Regions from separate parts of the Mus musculus genome. Here all the other regions are linked to region 3. Evidence: chromatin loops called from intact Hi-C (ENCODE). Cell type or tissue: heart. All regions are shown on one strand.

What was found. Hi-C counts contacts between places; a loop is a spot of excess contacts. Peaks named below come from ENCODE experiments on the same cell type or tissue, not always from the same donor. Only the 100,000 strongest peaks of a DNase experiment are listed, where the experiment ranks them.
Region 1: it touches region 3 in a loop (2.2-fold over the local background); 2 of 42 quality-filtered maps call a loop at or near these places.
Region 2: a loop joins it to region 3, with 3 times the contacts of the local background. A loop is called at or near these places in 9 of 42 quality-filtered maps.

Annotation. Positions count from the first base shown.
Region 1 is chr2:3,543,398-3,551,397 of GRCm38, forward strand. It overlaps the pseudogene Gm13182. Among named protein-coding and RNA genes, the nearest start is that of Cdnf, 34 kb to the left of the region's middle. In heart, a CTCF peak has its summit at 3,366 (motif pointing right); no DNase peak of the experiment used is centred here; H3K27me3 peaks cover 479 bases.
Region 2 is chr2:3,762,989-3,770,988 of GRCm38, forward strand. The region is part of intron 1 of Fam107b (family with sequence similarity 107, member B); the gene reads left to right. Among named protein-coding and RNA genes, the nearest start is that of Gm36031, 41 kb to the right of the region's middle. In heart, a CTCF peak has its summit at 6,485 (motif pointing left); no DNase peak of the experiment used is centred here; H3K27me3 peaks cover 242 bases.
Region 3 is chr2:3,709,768-3,717,767 of GRCm38, forward strand. Fam107b (family with sequence similarity 107, member B) reads left to right here and starts at 3,691. Exons shown (of 4, transcript NM_025626.4): 1 at 3,691-3,869. In heart, a CTCF peak has its summit at 3,556; DNase peaks (open chromatin) are centred at 3,664 and 4,284; H3K4me3 peaks cover 3,602 bases; H3K27ac peaks cover 1,465 bases.

The DNA.
Region 1 (8,000 bases), 170 kb before region 3:
CATAGTGGCACCATTAGGAGGTGTGGCCTTGATGGAGGAGGTGTGGCCTTGTTGGAGGAGGTGTGGCCTTGTTGGAGGAGGTGTGGCCTTGTTGGAGGAGGTGTGGCCTTGTTGGAGGAGGTGTGGCCTTGTTGGAGGAGGTGTGGCCTTGTTGGAAGACGTGTCTCAATATGTAGGTAAGCTTTGTGGTCTCCTACACATAGGTTCTGCCCAGTTTAGAAGATAGTCTCCTGGCTGCCTTCAAATCAAAGTGTAGAATTCTTGGCTCCTCCAGCATCAAGTCTGCCAGGATTCAGCCATGCTTCCTGCCATGATGATAATGGACTAAACCTTGGAAACTATACTCCAGCCCTAATTAAATGTTTTTCTTTATAAGAGTTGCCTTGGTCATGTTGTCTCTTTACAGCAAAGAAACCCTAAGACACAAAGCCACTTTGTGAAGCATGTTGATCTCATCGTTTAGCTAGCATTTGGATGTGGGCACCTAGTATTTTTATAACACACCAACCCATCTATCCCATGCCCTTACTTCCTTCTCACTATGACTAGCAATATTAAAGTCATTGCAACCTCTGGCACCAGGCTTTGGCCCTGTACTTCCCTACTGAATTATTGTAGAATCTACCTTTTGCCTAGACTTCCCTGACACCCAGACAACTGGCCATGGATGGAGAAAAGCTCCCACTCATGAGAACTGTCTGTAACCAACTCTGTGCCTCATCCTAGGGAGTCTTCAGTGAGTCTGGTAGTCCTTCCTTGTTTTCTGAGTTATTTAGCTCTCCTATACTCAGAGAAGACTGTTCTGTTTTATTAAAGGCGATGGTGTAGTGGCAGAAGGGAGCCTGGGTGGGCCCATGCCTAAGCATTCCCTCTGAGAAATCAGCTTTAGGATAGGCTTAGTATAAAAGGGAGTTTGTTTGGAACATAAGGAAGAGGGTAGAGGCAGAGAATGGGGCACAGAGAAGAACAGAGAGAGGAGAAAGAGGGAAAAGACCAGCTGGGGACAGGTGAAGAAGAGAGAGAATAGGAGGGGGAGAGAGAGGGGGGGGAAGGGAAGGGAAGGGAAGGGAAGGGAAGGGAAGGGAAGGGAAGGGAAGGGAAGGGAAGGGAAGGGAAAGCAGTCCTTATATGTCTGGCTCTTAGTACCTACCTGGCCATTGTTAGTTAACTGTTGGGCAGAGCCTAGAGGAAATGCTAACAAGGACCTTGTCCATATTCTGCTTTTTCCTGGAAGTCCAGTAGCTTCTGATTGGTTTGTCTCATTGATGATGTTTAGCTGATGGCCTTGACTCTAATTTAAAAACCAGAAGTCATCACAAAAGAACACCTTTGACTACTCCCACTAACTTCTCCCAGTGTTATGAGTGTGAGCTGTTTTCCTCTTATTACATAGCTGTGTTCAGTGATTTTTATTTTCTCTAAAACTTGTCTCAATCCTTCCCTCTCCTACAACTTGGGTCTTCTTCATTCTTTTTAATTCTTCTCATAAACATCTGAATATGCTCTATTTCTCCTTACCTATAGATAGGAAGAAAACAAAATCTAAGATAGATTCACCAATTCACTAACCATGGCCCCATGTCGCTACCTCACAGCAAAATATCTTGAATACTATCTGTATTCCCAGACTCCCACACTTGGAGGCAATGCTACCTTATTTAAGTATATGTGCCTATATATGATATAGAATGTATATTTTAACTATGTAGATATTTTAAAGTCTCAACAAGAAGCCATATACTGTCTTCTTCTTCCCCTTCCCCTTCCTCTTCTCTTTCTCTTCCTCTTATTTTTTTCTTCTTCTAACACTATCATGTTACTTTTAGAAATTTTGGAGTGTTTTACTTGTTGAAGTGTGAGCTTTGATGAATTCTATGTAAATGGCTGACTGGAGAGTATCTAGAGAAAACAGAATCTCAGGGAGAAGTGCTTGGATATTCACCCATTCTAAGCTGATCTGTCTAGTGGAACCAGATGTTCAGACTGGCCACTCTTTATTCATACAATGTTGGCCTTGGCCTTCACAATATCTTCTAGTATTTAGGCTGCTTTATTTCTCCAGTGCATCCCAAGAGCCTTCAGGATGAAGCTCATCTTTTTAGTGTGGCAGAGAAGGACCACTTTCCCCTCCCCTGAGGCTTACAGCCAGGATGCAACCTCTCACCTCTATACCTTTTAGCCATATGAAGGACTGGTATGTCTTAAGGGAACTGCACTTTCTTTGGCTTCTAGATTTCACTGTGTACTTCTACTTCTACATAGAATGTCCCTTCCCATCTCCATGTGTCCCTCTGTTTCTGTATAATTCATTCCTATGCATATCTTAGGACTCAGAATAAATGCCACGTAGTTTAGGAAGCTAAATGCTTCAGGGGCTATAGAAGAAGTTTTCCCAGTGTTCTCAGTGACACTGCTTCTAAAGTATACAAGCATCTGAGCCCATGCATTACCTAGCCTAAAGCCATTGATGCATCCCCTTAGGTAAGCATTTTGTCTTGTGTTGACTCCTTTGCTACCATAACCTAGATAAGCGATGTTATTAAGTTGGTATAATAACCTTCCCAATGCACAGATGGGAACATCTACTTTCAGGAAGATGGTGATGAAGGGGTTTGGGAGACAGTGAAGAGGAACTAAGAGGAATCTAATAGGTGTGGGGTACATCCTCTTGTGGCCTGTTAGCTTCTTGCTATGTGAGTCTTGAAGATCTCAGAGTAATCTCTGGTTATAACTAATTTAGATAAAGGAAGGGAAACACACAGGGAGGTTTCTGTCATCATTCTGAGCCCAGCTGTTGAAGGTGATAAGAAAGTAGTTTTAGTGAGACTGACTGATTAGTTACAATGTGTTCTAAGGGTGACTTAGAATCTCCCTAAGCCTTCATAGAGGGAAGCTCATGGAACCGCTAAGAACTGCCCCTTATGAGCTGTCCTTCAGTGATCTGACACACACAGCATGGACTGCTGGCCATTCTGAGTCACTCGTTAAACAACTGATAATTTGTATATACACTAGCATTCCACAACTTACACACACACACACACACACACACACACACACACACACACACACACACAACAATTGAGGGATGCATGTTTAAAATGAAATCATTTCATTAAGTTAATGAAATATTGGAACTCATTGATACTAGAAAAGCTTTTAGACATGTCTGATAGTAAAGATACAGCTTTAGATTTTTTGCTTTTCCTCTGAAGACACAGAAGCCAAGAGAGCAACACAGTTTGCTCAAGGACATTTTGTCATTTGGTGACAGAGCTGACACTAGAACACAAGGTCTCTGACTTTTAGCCCCCTGCATGTTTGAACACATCACCAAATCCAAGGAACAGCGCATAGTACATAGCCACCAGCAGGTGGCGGTCTGTCGAGCGGGCCAGCTGGTTTTCCCAGGTTTAGTTTCTTACTCTGTAGAAGCAGCAGGTGCAGTCTCAGTTGCTTTAGACATCTCTACAGATTTTCTCCTCTCTGAATTATCAGGGAGTACAGGACAATGCAGACAAAGAAACATCTTATCAGATAAAGGATAAGGAGAACAGATATAACAAAACAATATTTTCATCTTCTGGTTCACTGTGAATAAACATAAAAAACTGTTTTAGCTTAGTTGCTGACAAATTTTTTCTTACTTTTTTTTTTTCTTTTGGCACTACTGGGAACTGAACCTAGGATCTCATGCATTCTGGTCAAGCCCTCTCCCTGAGCTCCATCCTCAGGTGCAGTTGTGAATATCTTTTTTTTTTTTTTTTTTTTTTTTTTTTTTTTTTTGTGAATATCCTTAATACAGCACCAGCCAATTTCTTGCATAAATGAATAAGACACACAAAGCCCATTCTCTCTGAATGTGCGGCACATGCCAAAACCTGAGAGATTGATTATATGGTTTCAGTTTCTTAAAATTGCATGATTTTAAGATGCTCCTGCCTAAGGTGAAATAACAGCCTACCAGGACAATGATGAGTTTCATCAGTTCATTTTCCCCTATGTGACAGAAATTAAAATTTGCCATCTTGCCATAATGTAGGCAGTCATACATGCTGTTTGCCCCTCTGGAACAGTTTTATGTGACTCTTGCTCCACTGTGCATCTCAGGAAGCTGACCTTTGCGGGCTGTACCTACTGGATTCCTTTATCTGGTTCCTTGTTTGGCTTGAGCAATGAGGGGGCAGCAGTTGACCAGTAAGCAGCCAGTCAGTCAGCAGCCTGCTTCCAGAGTTCCAGCTTTCTGTCTCTCTCTTTGTACCCTGCTCTTTCCTCTCTCTTTCTGCATAATGTACATGTATGTATTTATGCATGTGTGCATAGTCATGTGCTATGGCATACAAGTGGGTATCAAAAGACAACCTCCAGTGTCAACTTCTGCCTTGTTTGTGGCAGGGTCTCTTCTTCACAGCTGGCAATGTTAGGTGGCTCACAGGTTCTGGGGCTCCTCCTGTCCCCACCTCCTATCTTGCCGTAGGAATGGTAGGATTATGGACACACACCATTGCATCTAAATATTCCTGGGCTCTTGTGATCTAAACTCAGATCCCCACATTTGTGCAGCAGATGCCATCTCCCTGACCCCAAGTTCCAGCTTTGTGTACCTGGGTTCATGCCACCCTCCCCACGGAGTTCCCATGGATAGGAATGCCTTGCCTACTAGTTTTGGTTCCCTTATTCTGCCTATATTTATGGGTATAGGCCTTCACTATGCTTTATTTATTTTAAATTATATATATGCACATGCATTTGGATATGAGTATGTATATGGGAGTGCAGGTACATGCAGCAGACAGATATGAGTGAGGGATCCCATGAAGCTGAAGTTACAGCCAGGCATGACAAGTGAGTTCTGGGATCTGAACTCAGCTTGCTTGGATACCAAAGCAGTATGTACTTTTAATCCCTAAGTCATCTCTTCAGCCCCATCATGTCATCTTTAATACAAACCTGTAGTGTGTAATCCATCACCTGATGCCAATGGCCTCAGAAGATATTAATGTTATAATGGCTGATCTTTCTCCCAGGAGAATTAAAACCCATTATTTTGAAGTAAATCTCAGATGACATGGGCATCTAATATTAGTTTTCTATAAATTCCATCTCAATCTGCATTTCTCTGTAAGAAGTATTTGTTTCTCTTCCCCATTTTATATTAGTATGTTCTATTGTTATAGTTTGGATGGCAATTCAGTTTTAATTGTATCATTGCTATTTTGTTCTCCTATTTTGTTCTGGAATGGCCACAGTAGACCCTTTCATGTTGACTCTTAGCAAGTCACAACTCCCTGTGTTCACATTGTAGTGTTGTTGCAAAATGATTCTAAGTTCATCCTGAAACTTTTTTTTCAAAGATTTTATCTATCTATCTATCTATCTATCTATCTATCTATCTATCTATCTACCTATCTATCTATCTGATGAGTACACTGTATGTGACTTCAGAGACACCAGAAGAAGGCATCCGATCCCATTACAGATGGTTGTGAGCCACCATGTGGTTGCTGGGAATTGAACTCAGGAACTCTGAAAGAGCAGTCAATGCTCTTAACCGCTGAGCCATCTCTCCAGCCCCAAAACTTTTTTTTTTGTCCTGAAGAAATTGGTTTCATCTCATTGGAGGGCAGTATTTAGAAATTCAGATATAAAAATTAAGTGTTCTTGGCCACAATGCTCCATACACAAATACCACCAGGAGAGAGTGGGTCTCTCAGGAGTACTGACAAGCTTGTGAACGCAGGTAAGACCACCACTCCTGCTCCAAGGGACCCACCCAGAGACCCCAGGACAAAGGAACCGAGGAGCAGCCTGGGATAGGATCTTCCCAGTTTCCATCTGCACCCAGAGCTGATCCTGTGCCACAGTGCTCCATACCCAAATATCTCCGGGAGAGAGCTGGTCTTCTAGGAGTGCCAACACACCAGTGAGCACAGGTGAGACCTCCACTTCTGTTCAAATTCTTGGCCCAAGAGGGACCTACCCAGAACCATCAGAACACAGGACCAAGAAACAGCCAGGGAAAAGAGCATTACAGTTTCCATCTGCACCCTGAAGCTGACCCTGTGCCATAGCTCTCCATACCCAAACTCCTCCTGGAGAGAGCTGGTCTCCCAGGAGTATTGACATATAGGCTTACAGGAGGAACAAGCCACAGTCAGAGACAGCAAGACCAGCTAACACCAGAGATAACCAGACGAGGAGAGGCAAGGGCAAGAACATAAGCAACAGAAACTAAGGCTACTTGGCATCATCAGAACCCAGTTCTCCCACCATAGAGAGCCCTGGATACACCAACACACAAGAAAAGAAAGATTCTGATTTAAAATCACATCTCATGATGATGATAGAGGACTTTAAGAAGGACATAAATAACTCCCTTAAAGAAATACAGGAGAACAAAGGTAAACAGCTAGAAGTCCTTAAAGAGGAAACACAAAAATCCCTTTTAAAGAATCACGGGAAAACACAACCAAACAGGTAAAGGAATTGAACAAGACCATCCAGGATCTAAAAATGGAAATAGGAACAATAAAGAAATCACAAAGGGAGTCAACGCTGGAGATTGAAAACCTAGGAAAAAGATCAGGAATAATAGATGCAAGCATCACCAAAAGAATACAAGAGATAGAAGAGAGAATCTCAGGTGCAGATGATTCTATAGAAAACATTGACACAACAGTCAAAGAAAACGCAAAATGGGTAAAGCTCCTAACCCAAAACATCCAGGAAATCCAGGACACAATGAGAAAACCAAACCTAAGGATAATAGGTATAAAAGAGAGTAAAGATTCCCAACTTAAAGGGCCAGTAAATATCTTCAACAAAATTACAGAAGAAAACTTCCCTAACCTAAAGAAGGAGATGCCCGCAAACATACAAGAAGCCTACAGAACTCCAAATAGATTGGACCAGAAAAGAAATTCCTCCTGTCACCTAATAGTTAAAATACCAAATGCATAAATATTAAAAGCAGTAAGGGAAAAAGGTCAAATAAAATATAAAGGCAGACCTATCAGAATTACACCAGACTTCTCACCAGAGACTATGAAAGCCAGAAGATCCTGGACAGACCCTAAGAGAACACAAATGCCAGCACAGGCTACTATACCCAGCAAAACTCTCAATTACCATAGATGGGGAAACCAAGGTATTCCATGACAAAACCAAATTCACACAATATCTTTCCATGAATCCTGCCCTTCAAAAGATAATAAAGGGAAAATGCCAACATAAGGATGGAAATTATGCCCTAGAAAAAGCAAGAAAGTAATCTTCTTTCAACAAACCCAAAAGAATTTAGCCACACAAACATAAAAATAACATTAAAAAAAAACCAGGAAGCGGACGCGAGGCGACAAGATGGCGGACAAAGAGAAAAAGAAGAAAGAAAGCATCTTGGACCTTTCCAAGTACATCGATAAGACCATTCGGGTGAAGTTCCAGGGTGGCTGGGAAACCAGCGGTATCCTGAAGGGCTTTGACCCACTGCTCAACCTGGTGCTGGATGGGACCATGGAGTACATGAGAGACCCTGATGACCAGTACAAGCTGACGGAGGACACTCGGCAGCTGGGGCTTGTCGTATGTCGTGGCACCTCGGTGGTGCTCATCTGCCCGCAGGACGGCATGGAGGCCATCCCCAACCCCTTCGTGCAGCAGCAGGACACTTAGCAGCAAAGGAGAGCGGTCCAGCCCCAGGGATCTTCCTTCTATGGGGTGAACTTCTGTGTGATGTTTTGGTCTTTTGTTCTTGTTTTGTTTTGTTTTGTTTTGTTTTTTAATAAAATTGCCCATGTGAGCAAAAAAAAAAAAAAAAAAAAAAAAAAAAAAAAAAAAAACAAACAAAACCAGGAAGCAACAATCACTATTCTTTAATATTTTTTAACATCAGTGGGCTTAATTCTCCAATAAAAAGACATAGAATGACAGACTGGATACAATAAACAGGACCCAACATTTTGCTGCATACAGGAAACACACCTCAGTGTCAAAAACAAATG
Region 2 (8,000 bases), 53 kb after region 3:
CTCATGCATGGACCTTGAGGGCCATGAGTACAGGACCTTTTATCTGAAAGAGCCTCTGATTAGCAAAGAGTCACAACCTGCCCTCAGAGGACGATTGAGGAGGAGGGTGTGTCTTAGGGTTTCTGTTGCTGTGATGAAACACCATGACCAACAAGCTAGTTGGGGAGAAAAGGGTTTATTGGGGTTACATTTCCATACTGGCATTTACTGGTGAAGGGAGTCTGGACAGGAACTCAGAACAGGGTAGGAACCTGGAGGCTAGAACTGATGCAGAAGCGGGGAGCTGATTATTGGCTTGCTTCCCATAGCCTGCTTTCTTATAGAGCACAGGACCACTGGCTCAGGGATGGCACCACCCACAATGGGCTGACCCCTCCCCCATTTTCCACTAATTGAGAAAATGCCTTACAGCTGGATCTCATGGAGGCATGTCCTCGACTGAGGCTTCTTCCTCTCTGATGACTCTAGTTTGTGTCAAGTTGACACACAAAACCAGCCAGTGCAGGATGTTTGCTAAGGCTTTTCCCTTTGTGATATTTTCTCAAGAGTCCTCAGACTCAGTCATTTGCTGGCCTAATCCCTAATTGATTCCTGGGTTTGATAACCCAATCTGTTGTTAGGACCTCGGATGATACTAAGCAGGTATTGGGCTCTGGCTTCTATCTTCATCACACTGCGCTGTTTCCACGTCTTCGAGTGGGCTAGCTGTCTGGTGGCCTTGCATAGATGTGCTTCTGATTGCCAGGGCCAAAGAAGCTTTCTCCCACTATTATACACACCTTAAAGAATTAAATAATATTAATAATATAGCTTATCATGGCATTCTAAACTCTGCCCTTAAAGGATCTGAGACACCTAAACATTGTCTCTCATAGCCTGCCATGTGGAGAGTTTTTATGTATGCATGTATGTATGTGTGTGTGTATGTATGTGTATTTATTCTGTGATCCTGCCCTGGCTTCTGTAGGCAAGCTCCCTGCCTCTGAGCCATATCCCAGCCTGGCACTGGTGTCTTTTTATTTGCCTTGTCTTCAGATTTGTTTCTAAAGTTGTCTGAATATTCACCTTCCTTTCTAAATGGGCTTATTCAATAATTGTCCTTTACTCTGGCTTTCCTCATAATTGGCCAACTTTAGACACGGTGTGTTTTTGGCAGTGCTGGCTGTTGAATGGCTAGAAGGTAGAGGGAATACAGTTAGTTGTATTACCCACTAGCATTCTTGGAAAGCAGCCCAAACTTTTGCTTGCTGATTGGCAGCATCACACTCTTCTGATGAAGCCACAGTGCAATCTAGGGTGCTACCCGGACACACCATTCTCCTTCCTGTAGCCACGGTACAGACATGAACAGCTTGTGGTTAATTGGCAGTATAAATTCACAGTAACACCAAAACTCGATCTTACACACACAGGCCTAGTGAACGTTCTGTCTGATGTCAGCAACATGGAATGTAGACTTGTAAACTATCATAGTGGCTGTCAGCTCATTGCTTATCTGCCTGCGCCTTTGCATAGGGTTTCATGGAGCATTATACAAGCAATGCGTCTGTGAGGAGCTCCCCTCATTTCTGTTTCCATCCTTTTGGAGTTCCATCAACTGGTGGTTAATTCATGTTCCACGAGATATGTGGGGGAGTAAATGCATTGCAAATGTGGACTGGGTGTACCTGCTTTTCTATAAGACCTCTGACATTTATGTCACTGGCCTATGTTCAGGACATATATTTATGCAGAGCAGATTACCAAAAAGCCCAATGAGAGAGGAGGCCACTCAGTTGAAGAGATCGGACTGAATCAAGGAGATTGGGGAAGTTCTTGAGGGTTTCTAGGCCTTGGCAGGATGGGATCCACTCAGGGCCTGGCCTCTCGGGGATTTTCTTTCTCTACTTTTTCACTTTCTGTCCCTTCTCTTTCACCCTTCTGTGTCAAGACTGGAAAAAAAAATGAACAGAGCCATTGACTTGGTTCATCCATATTAACTCATCCTGTCAGACTTGTAGGATGCAGTCATCATCCATTTTCCTGGCACCTTCATTAACGGAGAGGTAGATGTTGAGCTGGTATGTTGGGGCACGGATGGGCACTGCTGGCCTCAGGTGGGTCCCACAGGACTTCTCATGCTTAGAACATGCCACAGCTATTGGATTGTTGGCTCTGATTTCCAGTTAAGAAAGTTGAGATGCAGAGTAAGCCATTTAATTAAACAAAACCACATAACTGTTGAATGACCTAAGCAAGGGCCTATCTAGGGTCACTGGTCCTCAGGCCAGCTCCTTCTCATTGTGTGCATACATGGATGGACATGTAATGCATGCTTTATATAATAGCCAGTGGAACCTTATGGAAAGTATATAAAGCAGACAGAATAAAAATGTTCCAAGATGCAGTATAGTATTAACATGCATCCATTTTATTCTGTTAAGTTTAGATGTAGGATTACTATGCCTACATTTCTAATGAGATGTGAGGCCAAATTCTAATAGCATTGTAACAACAAAGTGATTCTTAGTTGATAGTCTCAACAGCAGTGTTATATAAACTGTGTTCACTGAGGTGTGTTTATTATGCCTACAGAGAAGGTATCCACAAGAAAGTGCCATGTGATGATCTGTGTAACCAAACTGGTATTATTAGCACATGGAACACCATACTGTAGAATTGCCCTCCTCCCACCTTATGTCTTCCCTTCACCATCCATGCCTAAGGTAACATGATATCGAACAAGGGGTTGTTTGACTGCTATTTACTTAAATTAGACACCCAGATGGTTCTTTTGTACTACTGGCACCTGATTGGCCCTGACACTGGTCCAGTTTATCATGGCTATTGGTATGTGCTCTGACTATTGGGTATTTTTGATTCCCCTTCATTGTGCCTTCATCTTTCGCCATCTTCTAAATATAAAGTATGCTCCTTGTTTAAAAATACATTGGTGGGGGAGGGGAGCTGAAAAAAAAACTGATGAGAAAGTGAGTTTGGACATTTTCCCAAGAACGTCATTATGTGGTGTTTGGACAGCAACATATTGGGAGCAGATCAGTTGAGATTATATCACTATTTTAAATGGGCCACTTGGGAATCCTAGGGTCCCCTCTAACCGTCATAGAGCTTGGCAGAATATGAAAAAGTAACACTGCTGTGTTTATGCAGATAATCCCAGAGGAGCGCCTTTTCCCAGCCTTTCTCCTAGCAGATTTGTGTCCACAAAGGGTCCTTCAAGTATTTGTCAAATGCTTTTGGGTATCAGACGATGGCTCCTTGTGGTAGAGTGAGTTTGTAGGTTCACCTCAAGGCCAGGCTGTCCTAAACACTGGCAGATGAGGCCAGTTCCGCTGGAGAGAGAGACTTGCACTAACTCATTTTCCTGTCTGTCTGGGAATCCAGGGGCAGAGGGAGGAGATTGCTATGGATCCAAGAAGCCCCTTCCAGTTTTCAGGCTGATCCACGCCTAAGTTTGCCAGCTACTGTCTTAAGTGTTTTGGGGATCTCAGCTCCTAGCGTTTGCCAGTCTTCTGGAGCCAGTTTGGGGAATAGGTTCTCGGAAAGAATGTCTTGAAATACTTTTAGCATTCTGGGAGTAGTTGTTGCAGTTCAAAAGTTCAGTTATTTGGGACTGACTGAATTCTGCTGTATGTGTACGCATGCATCTGGTATATACATTGCCACGTCCTGATGCTTCCAGATAGAATTGGATTTAAAAAAAAAATTGGGGCAAATGAAAATTGGCATAATCTCTAAATTCTGATTTTCAACCACGAAAGGTTAGTTTTTTTGCATTTTGTTTGTTTTATGTACAGATGTGCAAAGATGGACCAAGAATAATAGCCTGATGGTGCAGCTCAGCCACAATAAGTGTGTGTTCTCTTGGCTTGGTGGGGAAGGTTTACATTGGGAATCATTATCTAACTCAGAAAAGCACTGTCTGTGGCCATTAGAATGCAGTGTATTACCTCGGTAATGTGGTAGGCAGGCCTTTTTAACTCTGCCATAAGGGTCTGTGTTTGTAGCTTTGCTGGTAGAACTGTGGGATGCTGGGCTGGGGAGAGCACTTAATAGTTAAAGATGCTTATTGTTAAGCGTGAGGACCGAGTATGATCCCAGCGTCCATAGAAAGCGTTGGGCACGTTGGAGTGCACAGGCAACTACAGCACTGGGGAGGCAGAGATGGGGCGGCGGCACTGGCGGCGCGGCGGTGGTGGTGGTGGTGGTGGTGGTGGTGGTGGTGGTGGTGGTGGTGATGGTGGTGATGGTGGTGGTGGTGGCAGTGTGGAGTTCTGTGAGCTCACGAGAGGCCCTGTATCAAAAAACAAGGTAAAAGCCCCTGAGGAATGACTGTTGGATTTATCCTCTGCCCTCCACACCTAAATCTCACACACACACACACACACACACACACACACACACACACACACACACAGACACACACACACACACACACACACTCATATACAACACACTATGCATCCACATGTACTTACTTACTGTTACTAATGAGGAAACTGTATTATTCATTTGAATTCATGATTAGAAGAAAATATGACCCAAAGAAGATAGATATCTCTAGATAAAATATGTAATGGTGTCGGCTATAGCTTGGCTAGCAACACCGCCTACTCAAGTACTCACTCATATCCTGGGTAATAGCACATTGCTGCCACATTATTTCATTCATTTTCAAAGACAGCTGGGGAACTGAAGTCATGGAAGTTACGGCTTGTCTAACCACTCAGTTGTCTTTCTTTAATTAAGCCAGCACTGATTTTTCTTCCCTTGACTGATACTTGATAAAAACCAAACAGCAGCAGCAGCAACATACATAAAAAACTTACTTTATGAAAGATCGTTAAACCATTATTTCATATGCAAATCATCACTTACTTAAAATTCAAATACTGGTCTAAAGTTTAAGGTGATTTGGATTGCATTTGTTCCCTGATAGATCAGAAATAATTTATCTGTTTTCTTTTCTCCAAGACAGCAAAGAAATATATAAAGGTTTCACATTAGTCAATAAATATTGGCTGCTGAGGTATTTCATATTCTCATTTCAAATAAGATTAACTTAATAATTTATAATTGACTGAGGGCGAATTAAGGAGCTTCACCTAAGCAGATGTTTTCATGTAAAGGGAAATCAATCCACGTCTCAGGTTACACACGAGCCCACCACTAATGTGCCATAAAAATAAAACCTAGAGGGGGCTTAAGAGTGTGACTGCCAATATTTCCAGAGAGAAAGACATACTAAACACAGTGATAAATTATTGCAGTCTTATGTAACAGAATTGTGCCAATTTCTAATCAATTACAGATAACTTATTTTTCATCAACTAAATGTAACTTTAGAAGTTTAAGCTTTTTTATTGTTTCATTGTTGAGATTCTATTCTTGGTTGTACTTCCTGCCACTGAGAGTTGGTAATAGTCAGTTGTATACTTTATATTTTTATCTGGTCTAAATCATTGTGCTAGTCTAGATAGCTTTCCTCTAAAATATGTGGAAATTTCTAGAATACTGACTATGTTAAAAAATAAAATAAAGTTGTCTATTTGATCACTTTAAAGAGGTAGAGGAAGAAGGGTCATTGTAAGCTTAAAGCCAGCCAGATCTACATAGAAAGTTCTAAGCCAGACATGGCTAGATTGCAAGACTCTCAAAACACAAACAAACAAACAAACAGATTTAAAATGTATAAATCTGATACTTGTTCCATGGCAGCCATGATGCTGTTTTTGATCTCAATAAGACTCTGTAAGACAGCAAAATAATTTCCTAGAGACCTATTACTTTCACATTGGATAAAATATACTTAATATCCTTTCATTTTCATGTTTCAAAGGAAGAGTCAAAGATGATTAAAGGGCTCTTTGAAGCGGTCAGGGCTTGGTCACTTCACATTCTGTAGTCAGGGACTGAACCATAGTTACTTTTATAAATGTATTAGGATGTGAAGAACTGACTATTAAGTCTAAAGTAGCTGTATTATCAATAAAGCAATACACTGAGTTGGGGTATTGTTTTTTAAATATGTAATTATATTTCTTTTCATGAAAAATCATACATAAATTGTTACGTTTATTTAAGATGAAATTGTACAGCCGATAAGAGAAGAGAGAATCCACATTGTAGATTCCTTTTGTGAGGGCATGAAGAAGTCTGTACACAATTGAGCATATTCCATGTTTAAAGGAAGAAAGTAAATAAATGCAAACAACTCCATAAAAAAAAAAAAAAAAAACTTACTTTATGGTCCAGTTACTTGGTCAGTAACATCAATATGATGAGAATATCTTGTGTTAATGTCAAGAAGAAATCCCTCATGTAAGGATACTTACTTCTAGACTCCCCCCCTTACTCCTAGACTTTTCTATCACATCTTTATTCTCAGCCTTCTTGGTTGCTTAATGCTCAGTGAAGAACCCCACCTTGCCTCCCTGAGCGTATTTCCAAAGGCCAAGGAAGTCATGTGGCTCAGGAGCGCCCTCTTCTGGCAGCTAACCGCTAACCCCTGACTTGGTTACTTCTTTTAAATACTCTCCATAGAACCTCCATAGAATCCTAGGTGGCTGAAGAAGAGGAGGAAACCAGTCTTTGCAATAAAGGGATGGAATGTTTCGTGTAGATTTCAGTGCAGACTAAAGAGAGGAGGTGATTCCGTAGTTGTCGGAGGCCAGAGTTTAATTACAGTCAGGATGTTAGGAAAATCTTCCTGAAAGACTTGGCCACGTATCTGTATCTGATTCGGCTTGGTGTAAGGTGGATTAGAAAGGAGCATCATGCCTGCTAGGAGCAGCAGCAATGGCGAGGGCCTGCAGGTGGAGGAAGGGCCAAGGAGAGGGAAGGTGCGGTACATAGTATTTATGCCAGTTCAGTCAGAGCGTGGGCTTTGTGAGGACACGTCCCCACATGATCAGAATTCTGTTGTCAGGCTTCAGTAACCACGGACAGGATGGCTGACAGGAAAGAGCATCAGGTAAGAACGTCACAGAGATGGCTACTTCTTTGCTTTTGTTGTGGGTGCAGAGTGAAAAGCCAAGGAGAAGTGCCCCTATGTAGCTCCCAGCTCCTGTCCCAGCCGCTCTGTGGTAAAGCCATCCAGGACACAGGGAGACACTACTTCCCTTTCCAGACCCCTTTGCTGTAGTCTGGAGGAGCTGTATTGCACACACCTTCTGCTTGGCCTGCAGAAGACTCTGAGCCTGCGCATGGGACTTGGGCTGCGGGGCTCTTGTGCCCACCCTCTGACTCCAAGACAGAGAAAATGAAGACAGTGCTGGCCCTGTGCTTAGATCAGAACTCATGCAGGTTCACCCTGGGTCCTGCCCAGGGTCTTGTCTGGTAGGAGACCCCCACTTGGGTGCTTCTCACCGACTGTTACTGTGGGGGAGAGGTCCTAGAAACTCTAAAAGAGAAATCACCCACTTGTGCCCCAGCATCCTGGCCTACGGCTCCTCTCCCCTGTTGCTGACAGCTACCCCATTCTTTCCCTGCCTGCCTCCTCCCTGAAACTTTGACCTTTGGAGTCCCTCCTGCTCTGAAAAGATGTCATGGCTTAGGATAGAGAAGCAGGTCCTTTTATGGAAGCAGGCAGCATACTTTGTCTACTGATTAACCAGAGTGAATCTGCTCTGGGCTCTTTTAGACAGGTTAGGCTGTAGAGCGGTGCCTTGTGCATTTGAGATTTCAAGCAGACAGCACAGCCCCTTTAGCCAGGGAGCAGTGGAGCTGAAGTCAGGCTGGCTGTGATGGGCTCCCTTACTCACTATGTGCAAGGTTTGTATTTCTCTCTCTGATTAAGGCTGCAGGAGTTCTCAGTTAAAATGTCCACAGTGTTTTGGGAATGTGTGGGTTCTCTGTTATGTTTTCCTCATTTGGTAGCTCTGAGCCTTCATATTATACAGTGTTGCCTCAAATATTTAATTATGATGCAGTTATAGCTGCTTTTATATTTTAATTGACTTGGTCTTTAGACATTTAGTAGCTTTATTTTCATGTTAATT
Region 3 (8,000 bases):
GCTCTAGGGATAACCAAATTAAATTAGTTTACTTGAGCTTACCTGGATCAGAACCCTGTGGTTCCCCCAGGGTTGTGAGGCATTTGGCTTCCTAAAGTGGATTTCATACAAGGCTGTTGTCTACTGTCAATTGAATTTAAAAAAGAAATCAAAGTAAATATTTTCTCTCATTCTTATTTGTTTTGGGGTTAAAGAAGATGTGGTACCCAATACCACAGGGCAGGCTTTGAAGGCATTTTTTATCTCAGATGGCCAAACAAACCATATGTTTCCATTTCTCTGAGAGGGCAGGGAAGGTTCACTTATCATGTTCAGGCAGTCTACCCAATGGCTTGGCATCATGGACGCTGGTCCAGTTTGTTTTGGAGGGACAAGTCAGGTGCACTGGTAGGATAGCGTCTTACCAAAGTGAGAGTCCAAAGAATGCTTCTTAGGTCATTTGATCAGGCAGCCACACAAGAATACCACAGACTGAGAGGTATATGAATATAAGGCCCTTTACTTTATTTTGATGCAGTTGTGGGGGTTGGAATGTAAGAGTCACGAAGCCAGAAAGATCGTTTTCTGGTAAGGCCTCTGGTTTCTGAATGGCTGTCTTCTCTTTGTGTCCTTGTGTCTGTGTGTCCATTTGTCCGGGTATCCGTTTATGTGTGTGTGTGTGTGTGTGTGTGTGTGTGTGTGTGTGTGTGTGTCAGAGAGAGAGAGAACGAGAGAGAGAGAGAGAGAGAGAGAGAGAGAGAGAGAGAGAGAGAGAGATTGGGAGGAGAAGGGAGCTTGTCACTTTCCTTCCTATAAGATTGTCTTGATGGTTAATAGTGGCTGTAAGGTTTACAGGGTCTAGAGTCACCAGAGACAAGCCTTGAGGTATATCTGTGAGGATGTTATAAAGGTTAGGTTAATTGAGCGAGAAGCCCCACCTGAAATGTGGCTGATGCTGTTCCGTAGGCTGTGGTCTAGGACCACATTAAAGGGAGGAAGAGCTGAGTACCAGCGTTCATCTCTCTCTGCTTCTGGATGGTTGGCACAGTGTGAACAGCCACCTCACACCCCTGTTACATGCCTTTCCTATAGAGGTATTTATGTCCCCTTGAACTATGTGTCAAAAATGAATACATTCTTCCTGAAATTGCTCCTTCCAGGTATCCTGCTTCAGCAACAGGGAGAGTCACTAATAATAAACTTATGATCCCATTTACTGAAATTACTTCTATCTAGGGACTATTGGCAAACTGCTCCATTGGGATAGGGGTAGTCAGGATTTCAATTTGTATATCAAGGAGAGAATACAATCTAGGCCCTAGCACTTCTTATATGGCACATGCTAAATTAAGCCCAAGGATGTATAGATAAGCTTATATGTCAGGCGCAAAATGCTCTCAGGGAGTGCATATTAACAGTGATGTGATAATTACAATGCTGTGCTCAGGTCAGATGGGAAGAATGAACCCATTCAGTTAGAGCAGGTCAGGGAAGGCTTTTCAGAGGAGCCTTAGACTCAGCGAGACTTTTGGATGCTGGGAGTGGTTAGAAGTATTCCAGGCAGAGGCAGAATCCCACTGTCAGTGGTCACAGAGCAGCAGCACAGTGGCTGAGCAGAGCCCCAGGTGCTTAGGGGTGTAGGAAGAGCATGGGACCATGGTCAAGGTGGTTTCAGGGAAGGGTACTTTCCTTTGGAGGACTGCACTAAGCAGCTTGAACTTCACCTTGTAGCAGGAATTGGGAACCTGTTACACATTAGACATTGGATCTATAATGCTCCTAAGAGGTTCATGCTTTCAGTGTGTGTTCTAAGCCAGTGGTGGTGCTTGGGGGGCTACGGTATTTTCAGGGTGTAGATTGCTAGCAGTGGGCTTTTGAAAATGATAACTGGCAGCTTATTCTACTCTTATTCTTGTCTGCTTCTGGACACTCATTTGTAAAGTCACCATTGGATACACCAGCCACCGGGAAGGACACAAGCTTGTGAAACTGTGAGCCCAAGTAAACCCTCCTTCCCCTGTTTCTATCAGGTGTTTTGTCAAAATGGCAGGAAAAATAGCTAAAACAATAGATATTGTAGCAGCAGCAGCAGCAGCACCTGCTGCAGCAACAGCAGTGGTGGATCAGTTTTGATTTAAAAGTTCACCCAGAAAGCAGCTGGGACCCTGACACAATGGTGGCTAGGACCAGTTAGAACACCATTACCATACTGTGGTCACAGAGCCCAGAGGCAAGTGTGGTGGGCACTACCGGAGATGGGGAGGGGATAGCTGCTCATCCTATTCAGAACTTAGGAGTTGATGTCAGTGTGGGTAGGGGTAGGAGTCTAGGCAGGATCCCTCTGCTTGGAGACTAGGGAGCCATCAGGGGGAGAGGAAACTCCATGCATGGGGGTGAATGGCAGAAGACTGCGAGTGAAGCACAGCAGAGAGCCCCTGGGACTGGGAAGGCTCTGAGGAAATTATTGTTGGCTTACCTCTATGAGAAAGCGGCAAAGGAATATTGCAAAGTTATCACTATTACGTGCTGTATTTTAGACTAATGTGAAGTAATGTGAATCCTGGGGTGAGTGTGTCTATTGCTCCTGGATTGGGAGGATGCCCAGGAGCTGGCTAAGAGGACTCTGTAAGACTGAAACATTTGGAATAGGTAATTTGCTCATTGAAATCCACTGACAGCATTTTTCCCCCTGTGCAAATATGACCTAAGCTCTTTGAGTCAGAAAAGTTTCCTAATAAATAAATCCTTAGTCATCTGTTGCCAAGAAAATGAAAAGGCTTTGGTATGGAATCCATCAACCTGCTGGCCTTGTTCTCACCCTGAGACAGGGCCTGCTTTTGAACTCGTGATTCATGTAAATGGCTGAACTCGTGATTCATGTAAATGGCACCCTTGGAATTTTGGGTAGGGCAGGGAAACAATTCAGGAGAGCTAGAGAATGAAATTAGATTTTTTTTTTTTAAAGATCAGATCAGTCCTTCCTTGATCTAAATTCTCCATCTGCCCTTTGGTGAGGGTGGAGAGGAAAGCCCAGGTCAGTGGGTTCTGAGCCTTCAGTTGACTGTGACTTTATGTAATTATAACAAACTCCTTTTTTGATTTTCTTCCAAAAAAAATATTTGGCAGGGTTTCAACAGACCGAAGAGAAAGGGGTGGGGGAGAACAAAAAGGAGAGAGAACACAGAGATACAATAAGAGATACACAGTAACATAGAGACATAGACACACAGTAAGAGAGCTACAGATACATAAAGACATAAGACACAGAGAGACAGAAAGGACAAACAGAAAGAGAAACAGAGAGAGCAAGAGAAGGACAAACAGAGAGACAGAGCATGAGAGGGACAGACAGAGAGAAACACATATACAAAGGAGAGACAGAAAGATGAGAAATAAACTCAAAAGCAGATGCATAATGAATTTTAAATTGTGGGCCCCGTGAACTTGCAGCTGACACCTTCCATTAGACAGGTGACAACTTTTCCTTCCACCTTCCTGGTCCTTTCCTGGGCACCCAAGCAAAGGAAAGTAAACCCGCACAACAGAGGCCCCTGCCACATGACCAAGGATCCAGAGCTCTCATCTGAGTCCACTAGGGCAAAGCAAGGCTGAAAGCTCGGGGGGCGTGGTCGGCCGTTCGGGGGCGTGGCCTAGGAGTTGGGCGTGACTTAGTGATGACTCAGCGGCCCCGCCCCGTCCCCGGCCCGCCCCGCCACTTAATTCTGACGCGCGAGGCCGCCGGGTGCGAGAGCCGCCCCGAGCCGGACGGGCTTCTTACTCCGGCGTTGCAACCGCCGTCGGAACCGCCCTCTCGCCACCTCGGTGGCTAAGGTGCCGGGTACCAACGCCAGCAGCGGAGCGCGCCAGGGAGCAGCGCGCCTTTGTGCGAGGTAGGCTGGCCCCACACTTACTTCTCACACAAAGACGAGGGGCTTGCAAGGCGGCCGCCCGCCGGGAGAAAGCGACGGGTGTCTGACCCCGGCCTGGGGGACCCTGTCGTTGGCCTGCAGGGCGGGCTGGGGTATGCGGTCCCTCGGGCGTAGGCGAGCAGCGGGGAGCCTGGTGGCCCTGCGCTGCTTGGGGAGGTCTAGGGTGCAGGGCCCGGGCGGCGGCCCGGATCGAGGGGCGCCGGGGCGGAGGGGCCCCCTGGAGAGGGGGGAATCCAGGCTGCTGCTTGGTTGGTTCATTGTTGCATCCTCGGCCCTGCAGACCCAGACCTTAAGACCCAGGCTGCAGTGGCTGCGCGCCCCGGGCCAGATGCCCGCCTTGCCTGTCCCGGCAGCAGGACAGGGTCAGCGTCCCGAAGCCGGCTCCTACCCGGCAGACAAAGGCGGGGTCGTGCTGCTTTGAAAGGTGGTAGTGACACTGTTTCCTGTCTGCAAGTAACTTTTCTATGTTGGACTCTGCTGTGCCTCTTGGAGTCCGGTCAAGCCAGGGGGTTTGGGTGATGTCAGCGCAGAAGTCCCCACATTTTTGGGGGACTCAGTGATTGCCTCCTGAAACATTTCTGGATGACTGGGAGGTAATCTGGTGTATAAGAGCCAAGTTTTGACATGTGTGCTGGAAGTGAAGCGTCCCCAGCTCTCTTTGAAATGTAGAGAGTTCCTGTTGAGAGGATGAAGTGCACACACCAGCCATCCCAATCCCTTCTCAGATTTTTGTCCAGGACTGCTAAGTGAGGTTACTTAGTCAGAATGGGGGGTGATACTGGAGGCGCCAACAGGGGAACAGAAGGAGCCCTGTTTGGCTTGACTTTCTGAATTTGAGCCTCCCTGCTAACAGGTACACTTTCTCTAGGCATGCTACCTCACTAGCATTTGGACATGTTAAAGTTGCTCTAAATCCTGTCAGAGATGCCTGTCTAGGGACGGTTCCTTAGTGTTTGGAGTTTCAGGCTTTACAACTTTGAATTAATAATCATATATATTTGTGATAAATTAAAAACCAGAAGATAGGTCACTCATGTGGCCACCACCCACACATACCCTGAGGATGAAGGTGTATTTGCTTTATAGGTGGCAGGGAAGTTTGTGTGTGTGTGTGTGTGTATGTGTGTGTGTGAGAGAGAGAGAGAGAGAGAGAGAGAGAGTCTAAATGAACACATTGTTAATTCCTAACCTTTATACTTGTCTAAAGCATGACATTTAATAATGATAACTTTGCAATGTTCCTTTTACTGCTTTCACAGAGGATTATACTAACAACTTGTTTTGGAATATATTTTCTCAGAGCTTTGCCAGTAACTATTTATTCAGAAGGGAGAGGCGGGAAGATGAAGGGAAAGTAATGTGCTTTGCACTTCACTGGAGATAACACAAAAGACTTTATCATGTATATATATATTTGTATGGGTATATCTAAATCTATATCTGTATACACACACATATATCCATATATGGATATAGATAGATATATATCAGGAGTAGCTTGGGACCGTTTAAAAGGTAAATAAATGTTTTTACTGTGAAAAGTTCTGAGAATCCTGAGAAATCCAGGATGGAAAGAGCTGCCTGTAGAAAGACTAGCCGTGTTTTCCATGTGCCTCATGCACATCTCAGAAAGTTTGTGTTGAGAAAGTAAAATATGTTTTCATTACAGTGAAGAGTTTCGAGTGTCTAAAAGGCCATTCAGCTACGTACTTGGCCGGTGGACATCTTTGTCATTACTTATATTTTCCCCTTGTAAAAATTTTGGTCTTTGAGTTCTTTAGTATGCAAAGCAGAAAGAAGCCTTTGAGACAGCCCTTTAGAGGCAGGGTGCTCAAGAGATGATGAAGTATTCTGCAGTCATTTCTGAAGCAGGAGACACCATAGGAGGAGGTTGGGACAGTGTGCTGTCAGGTCCCATTTGCAGTTTTTCATCTGCTTTGGGTTCCTTAATATGCATGCACACTTGGAGTAGTTGCAGGGTTGTCCCCTAGGTGGTGGGCAGAATATTTTGCCCTCCGTAGTGATTTCTGTTGCTTTTCTAGTCATGTACTTCCTAACAGCATCGAGTGGGATGGAAGGTCCAGGAGGAAACAGCCGTGTGCCCAGTCTCATTTCCTACCCCTCTGAGGGCTTTGGGCTGTGTGAGCAGTACAGGCAGCTTGGGCCTCAGCTCAGACTTTAGGAGTCCCATGTAGGGCTAGAGCTGTTGCTGGAGAGCCCGCTCCTGAAGTACATAAAAGACTTGTACTCTAGAGACACACCCAGAGCAATCGAGTTCTTGCCCAGAAGGAAGGCAGGTGCTCTTACTAATTGACTAATTGCTCCGAGTTTTGTTTAAAATGCTGCAAGCAAAGGAAGAAGGATTTTTCATTTTTCAGTTTTGTTTTTTTCTTCTGTGAGACTGAGGGATAGAAAACTTTTTCTTCCACTGAAAGGGGGGACACAGACTGAATACTGTGGCTTAGTTGGGGTTATTGATGTCTAAAAGCCCCTTCCCTCTGGAACACGCTGTGCAGGAGTGGTTTGAGAACTCAGACTTGGGAGTTTGGTTCAGTGAGATCTGGATTTTAAGATGTTTGTGGAAGTCCATATATACCTTGGTGAGTCTAGAAGTACTGGGGAGAGAAACTGGCCAGCTTTGGGGTTCACTGGTTCCATACTGGGAAAGCTACTGTAGAGTGAAGATCTATGTATAGCTGGTCCCACGGGAACTACTCATAGCCTTGTGTCTTCCCCGGTCTAATCTTTTCCTCTTCTTGCTTTTCCTGTTTAAAGCAATCTCTTATTTTCTCTTTTCCTTTCTGTGGAGAAGTGCTGGGCCTTTTCCATCTGAACTTTTCCTCACAGTGAGTACTTACTGAGTGCACTTAAAGGGATGAATGCTTTTATCCATCGGTGCCTCACCCCTGAAAGAATACATTTATTTGGGAAACTGACTTGGGTTACCTTTGGAAATGGTAAATCAATGGGGGCTGTTTCTGAGGTTGCTGGAGGAGGCCAGACACTGAGTTTGTTGTAGTTAACAAGATGAACTTGGTCCTTGTGGCAGAGTATGTGAGGATGATATTTTAAGAATTGTACAAAGTGACCCCCACGTTATTTAATAGCTGAGACTTTCAGAGCTGTGAATAGGAATTAGCACTGTTTGATTTAAGCTCCTTTAGGAAGAATGAGAGAAACCACAGGGAAACATGGGGAATACGTTCCTAATCCTGTAAGGCAGATACTTGGGATACCCTGGGAACATGAGTTGCCCAGGGCTAGCTGGGCATAGTTGAACTAACTGATGAGGTAGACTGCTGTGTTTTGTCTAGAATTTGGCTGGGATATTGGGACAGTTTCTAGTGCAGCTTCATTGTCCCCACTGAAGGGGTCAGTAGGGCCATCAGGGAGTCAATTGTTGTAGTGATGTGGTGTCCTGACTTAGAGATTCTGAGAAATGAGTGTTGGTGTCACACAGAGATCAGCAGACTACAGCTGTGTTTCCCTCCATTTCTGGAAATTCTATTACAGATGAAGAGACAGCTAGAGGAGCTTGTGGGAAAATAGATACTGGCTTGAGAGTGTTCCCAAACTCAGCTGGAATACAGGAAGGAAGAGGGGATAGGGCTGCATTTAAAGCAGAGGAATGCCGGACAGTTCTAGCAAAGATGTCACTCAAAGTGGAGTATCAGGCGACGAGCAGCTGTACAGCTGGGCCTGTGGTTGGCCTGCCGTATGTAGTGGTGTGTGTGTGTGTGTATGTGTGACTTATGTGAGATCACAAAGGACATGTGCACTGGCATTGATGACAGTAATACTCACTCCACACTCCACAGGCATGGAGCAGCAATAGAGCTTGCTGCAGGGGTTAAGGAGGCCCTCCTCAGCCCCCCTCCTTGGGCTGCTGTTGATTAAGCCTTTGCTGGTCATGAGACACAGAAAGCTTTAGTTAGGGAATTTGCGGGGCCTCTGTAAGCTTCCTAAGAATGAGTTATTAAGACTTCTCTCTAACAGGAGAGAATACAGCTTACAGTTTGATGACCTCTAAGTAAGTCACATAGCCCCTGTGAACTTTTCTAATTTGTGAGGCTAATGTGAACTTGGTAATAC